2 separate regions of the Mus musculus genome follow, and region 1 is linked to region 2. A link is a contact called in ENCODE POLR2A ChIA-PET data. All regions are on one chromosome and are shown on one strand. The core of a region is the stretch at or near the end of the contact, and the rest is flanking DNA. Distances in the headings are between cores, read along the strand shown.

The links. ChIA-PET counts read pairs that join two places held with the same protein, here RNA polymerase II (POLR2A).
Region 1: POLR2A ChIA-PET joins it to region 2 with 10 read pairs in Patski. The contact joins the enhancer-like site here to the promoter of Trmt44 in region 2. POLR2A ChIA-PET finds 5 or more read pairs at or near these places in 2 of 5 experiments (Patski and embryonic stem cell).

Annotation. Positions count from the first base shown.
Region 1 is chr5:35,607,098-35,609,797 of GRCm38, reverse strand. It overlaps Acox3 (acyl-Coenzyme A oxidase 3, pristanoyl), which reads right to left. Exons shown (of 19, transcript NM_030721.3): 15 at 2,601-2,700; 16 at 1,366-1,540; 17 at 711-778; 18 at 1-62. Among named protein-coding and RNA genes, the nearest start is that of 4931431C16Rik, 20 kb to the right of the region's middle. Within about 2 kb of position 1,402, at least 1 of the 3 ENCODE cell types and tissues checked has a DNase peak (open chromatin) inside an H3K27ac peak, as active enhancers do.
Region 2 is chr5:35,573,731-35,576,462 of GRCm38, reverse strand. Trmt44 (tRNA methyltransferase 44) reads left to right here and starts at 1,393. Exons shown (of 11, transcript NM_030208.3): 1 at 1,393-1,904; 2 at 2,269-2,383. The coding sequence starts at 1,418.

The DNA of each region.
Region 1 (2,700 bases), core at 153-2,652, 33 kb before region 2:
GAGTTCAGAACAAAGTCGGAGGGGGCGATGACATCTACCAAGGCCACCGCATCGTCTTTCAGCTGTTGGGAAACAAAGTTCATCCACTTGGCTACGCCCTACAGTCTCCATGGCAACCATGGAGTAACAAAGCCCCGCTGCTGGTTGCTACAGTGAACTGGAAACCTGAGCAGGCACAGAGTGGGGCCTCACCGGTCTGGGTTATAGATTCCCTGGGTGTGTGTTTGCATACTTCTACCATGTCGCCATTGACTCGGGACAGCCAGCATTTGTTGTTGCGGCAAGGCTGGGAAGCTGGCAGATGTGCTGAGTGCAGCCTGTTAGCGTGTCCCCTGAGGCGCATCCCCAGCCTAGGGCCAAACTGCCGACTGCTTTTTCTGAAGCTGGAAAGGAAGTCCAGAAGCCACAGGGGCAGAAAGTGCTCCTGAGCTCCTGCAAAAGCTATCACACTTGCAGCTGAGGCGGTGGTTCCGTGACCCCTGCTTCCTCACACAGACCGTTATTAAGCCCCACAGAGCAATCTGCTGTGGAGACACCCAAGGACTTTCTTGAAATGCATACAATTTTTTTTCCTTCAAATAACTCCTGCCAAGCACACTGAAGTTTAATAACGTTTGGGTGATGGCAGAGCTAGGGCAGACAGTCTCGGGGTGATGGTAGAGGCCTCACAGTGGGGACAGAGAGAATTCCCAACAAAGGTGGTGACTCACCTGCTCACACAGGGTCAGGATGGCGTCCTCCATCGCTCTTCCTGTTTGTTCCCCAGAAATGTAGCCACCTGCAAGCACAGCTTTGTCAAACACTCCTCAGCCCTGTGGCCACAGCATATAAGAAAGGCCTTTTCCATTTAGTCCCATGAAGCCTTTTGAACGGAGATGTCAGGGTATCAGAGCACTAACCAGTCTACTGTGATGTCTGGGAAGAAACATGCTGGCTCCAGACCAGTTCTGAGGTTCCCTGTCACCCCTCACCCCCGCCACTCCTGTGCATGTGTCAGACCTGGTTAAGGAGACATGAGAGAGGCAAGGGCCTGAGGCTTGGGGACCACAGGGGGAATAGGGATAGGCAGGTGTCAGCATCAGACCACACAGGTGCCCAGCCGCACTTCAGGTGGATGTGAGGGGGGCTGGCGGCCTAGAAGGGTCATGGGGCTATGGTATGTGGGGCATGTAGGCCCGTGAAGCTACTGGGGGACAGAGTAAGGGATCAAGCTCCCAGTAGCCTTCCTGTAGAATATCAACAGTGGTCTATGTGGCTGGGAATGTGTCAATGGCGAGAACTACTTTCAGGATGATTTTTTTTCAGCAAAGAGAAAGGTCCCTGGGTCACTGCTTTCTCAGACAGCCATCCAAGTAGCAGCCTCACCTCGGTAGAGCAGGGCCATGTGCTGGCTCAGGCACCACAGGCCGTAGAGCGTGCTGAGCCGCCCGAGCACAGTCCGCAGAGATGGAGACAGACCGGAGCTGTGTATATGTTCGTGGAATCGCTGCATCACGGTGAGTTCCATGAAGGCCAGGGCCAGGGGCCGGCAGCCGTACACCTGCATCGGGACAGAGGCCTGGTGTGCTGGAGGCAGCCAATCAACCACCTCTGTAACTGGGTCTCCTATGAGGGGGACGTCAGAGAACTGGAGACTGAGGTCTATGTTGGAACGCCGATTCTAAGTCAGCACCGTGAGGCTGAGCAGCATGGGGACACAGGATGGCACCCACAGAAAGGATCTCCGGGTGAAGCTAAGCCCTGTGAAGGGAGGCTACCACATTTACACACTCCAAGATGGCCCACTTTCCCTTGGCCCCATGCCCAGCCCATCACTACAGCACTGTGAGTGGTTCCAGGGCACAGGGCCTGTCCTCTTCTGTAGCTGGGGATGATGGAGTACAGGCTCTGCTGGACAGGGCTAATGCTTAAGGGTTTCTGAAGTGCAACCCCCTTCTCACCCCCCCTCACCCCCCCCCCCCCCCCGTTCTTGGACCCCGTGTTAAGACTGGCAAATAGCCACAGGCTCTGCAGGATTCCCTCTAGCCACAAACAGATCACCTTCCCTAGGGAAGCTAGCCACCAAAGGCCCTTTCAGTGGCCTTCTCTGACACCCAAACTGGCTGCTTGCTGGTAACTGCCAGCACCTCTTTCCCTGCCCCCACTGCACTGCCTCAGTAGAACTTTTAAACCCACAGAGGAGTTTAGATCCACGTAGGTGCTGGTTGACTGTGAGCCCAAGCCTATGCTGCTTTGAAAGCAGGAGATACCCAGCCGGGAGGGCAGAGAGCAGGAAGTACTATGGCCCATTCCTACCAAGGCACACTAAAGACAGTGACTGAGAAGGGCTGAACAGAGGGGTGAGGAAGGAGGGGTGGGCCGTGGGGGCTGCTGCCCCACAGAAAGCCCTTACTGTGTGGGTCCATGTTCTTACAGCCAACACCCCACTCCAGCAGCAGCTACTACCTGGCACAGTAAATACAGCACCCTACATCTCTCCCACAGGCACCTAGGCTAGTACTGACACTCTACGGTGCAAGGGTGGGGCCTGCCAAGGCGCTGACTTCTCTAGACAGACACTGGAGCAAATGGGACAGATGTCAACGGTGAGACAGACCTACCTGGCTGTTGTTTCTTGCTTCAAAGTCACTGCCTCTGGACTTTTTCTCTTGGCAGTATCTCCGATGGCTCTCTTGGAGCAAGTAGCAAACAAGCCAGCGG
Region 2 (2,732 bases), core at 144-2,643:
TGGTTTAAAAACTATGTTCATACGTGGTGACAGTTTTTTTAATAGTAACAAAATCCATAAAGTAAGTATTTTTAAAATACAAGGATGGGTACCAACAGGTAGGTGGGTTAGAACAATGAGGGGAAATTGCTGGAGACATTTTTAGCCTTCATGTTGGTGGAAGCTAATAGTTTGTACATTCCAAAGGATTTAACAAATACTTTGTTTCGGACCTCAGGTAACAAAGTAAGAAATGAAAGACCCACAACGTGAGGACTCCCCCACGTTCTGACTCAGGAGAGGCGACACCCCAAAATCACCCACAAGAAACGGGCCTGTTGCAAAATGCAAGAGGATTTTTATTCAAGAGCGCTCTCGGGCCCACGGTCATACACCACGAAGGGGTAGAGGACCGTGGCGCCCCGAGTAGCTGAGTAAGGGGGTATTTAAAGGAAGAAACCACAACTCAAGGAGGTGGGAAGGGCATTGTTGGAAAATAACAAAAATACCAGTTAAGAGTCACAAGGAAGTGCAAAGTTACAAGAGTCACGAGGAATACCTGGTAATTGTGAGGGTTATTTTTCAAAACAGTTTCTAAGAGCCCCTAACAAAAGCACATTTGTATATGGCAATGGTCAGGGTGACTTTCTTTGAATGAGCACTCTTTGAACCCAGGAAGCGGGTGGGTAGAGGAATGTCGCTATCTGTTTTATGATTAGCATACCTTTACAAAGGCCACATTCCCAAGCCTGGGCCTAAAGGCCTAGAATTCTGTTTTTACTTTGTTATACTTTCAGAACGTCTGTGTTATAGGTTTCTTATGTTTTCTGATGCCAGCTTTATCTTTTGGGTTGGTAGGAGGTTACTTTCTGGCAAGTTAATGTATTCCAGTCAAAGAATTTGGAGTCAGACACAGGTGGGCAATGCATGGCTATAAAGGAGCTAAATAATCGCCCAAGGTAATGCTAGCTTTGGGTCCGCATTCCAATTCTTTACAATCATGAAGTTGTAGTTAGCCAACCAGCTTTGTAGAATCCTTCATATAAGTGTGGCTTTCTGCTGAGTGTATCAGTTACGTCTTGTTTGCTCAAGTAACTTCCTCTCCTCTCAGTATTATTAGCTTTGTCGTGAGAGGTGGAACCTCTGGGGGCAAAATTTCATTTAGGGGGCACGAATCGGATGTACCGCTTGGGAGCTCTTATTTCCAAGCAAGAAAGCAAGCAGAGAAGGGGTTGTACATTCAGTCGTTGAGGACCCCAGGAGGCTGTATCCACTGCGGCCCACACTCTGCTCCTCCCGCGTCCCAGGCTCCGCCAGCGGCTCCGAAGCTACCGCCCAGCAAAAAGGACAAAGGGATGGCCTTCCGGGTCCAGGCTCTAACTCCCGTGAGTCAATGCGCTTCCGGGTCGCGTCATCCCAACGCGCCGAGCGCGCAGCCATGGAGGAGCTGGGTAGAGTGCGGCTAAGCGATCCTGATGCCCTGCTACCTGCAGGCTTCTGGGCCGCCGTGACCGTGTGGCTGGAGAGGCCACAGGTGGCCAACAAGAGGCTGTGCGGCGCCCGCATGGAAGCCCGCGGGAGAACTTTGCGGTCCCACGCCCAGGCGGAGTGTGGACCGCGGCAGGGACAGGGACACGGGCTGGAGAGGGAACCCGGACAGGCTTCTCCTAAAGGAGAGCCAGAGTCGGGACCTAGGGCGAGCCGCGAAGGCACCGCTCCCGCGGCTGACCTGAACTCGCTATGGGACCGAGTCTCCCAAAGCCTCGTCCACGCCAATCCGGAAATGCTGGCCTTCCTCTGTGGCCCCTCGTTGGGTCCTCAGCCTGAAGCCGCGCAGGAGCTCGACCTGATTCTCAGGACTGTCATCCCGAAAGCGAGCCCGCACTCCCCACTCACAGAGCCGAAGAAAGAACTGGTAGTGCAAGGTAGGAGAGTAGTGGGAAGAGCGCAAACAGACTGAAAAGCGTTCGCTTTTTGAGACAGGGCCTTATATGGCCTGGAATTCGCTATGTAGAACAGGCTGGCCTCGAACTCACAGAGATACACCCGCCTCAGCCTTCCAAGTACTGGGATTAAAGGAGCGCCACACCACCCACCACCCAGCTCTGGCCTTGTATTGTCTAAGTGCTAGCTATAATGGTGTGTCCAAAGTGTAGAGCCCTCTCCCCAGTGCTGGACAGCCACTAAGGACTGGAAAGCATTACTCTCCTGTCCATCGCTGCTCAGTTCTACTTCCAAGGGATCCGTTTAGAGCAGTTATGACCTGATAGCCTTGTCTTTCCCCCTCAGATGTCTCCAGTGGGAGTGTCACCTTTTTGCCCTTGGAAGAAGATAATGAGGGGAATTTGGAGGTTAAAACGAGCAACGTGTATCAACTCCATCTCCATCACAACGAAGGAGAATGGTAAGAGCTGGACGCTGCTGTTGCACCACTATGTGATGCCCATCCCGGATGTCCTATCAGCAGTCAACTGGAAGATTCTGGGGTACAGAAGAGCCAAGGTCTTGTGTTGGTTGGCTGATCTCAGATGTATACTATAGTCACCACTCTGCTGGTTCCTGGCGCTGGTACTGGATTGGGGATCACAATGTAGCCAGAGTCCTTGATCTCTATATTCCATATGCCGGTAGGGGTGTACAGCAACTAGCTGGGGTACTCTGTTAGTCAGCTTTCTGTTGCATAATACCCAAGGGAGTCAACTTAAGGATGCTTGAGGGCCAGTGAGATGACTGTGCATAAAGGTGCTCGTTTC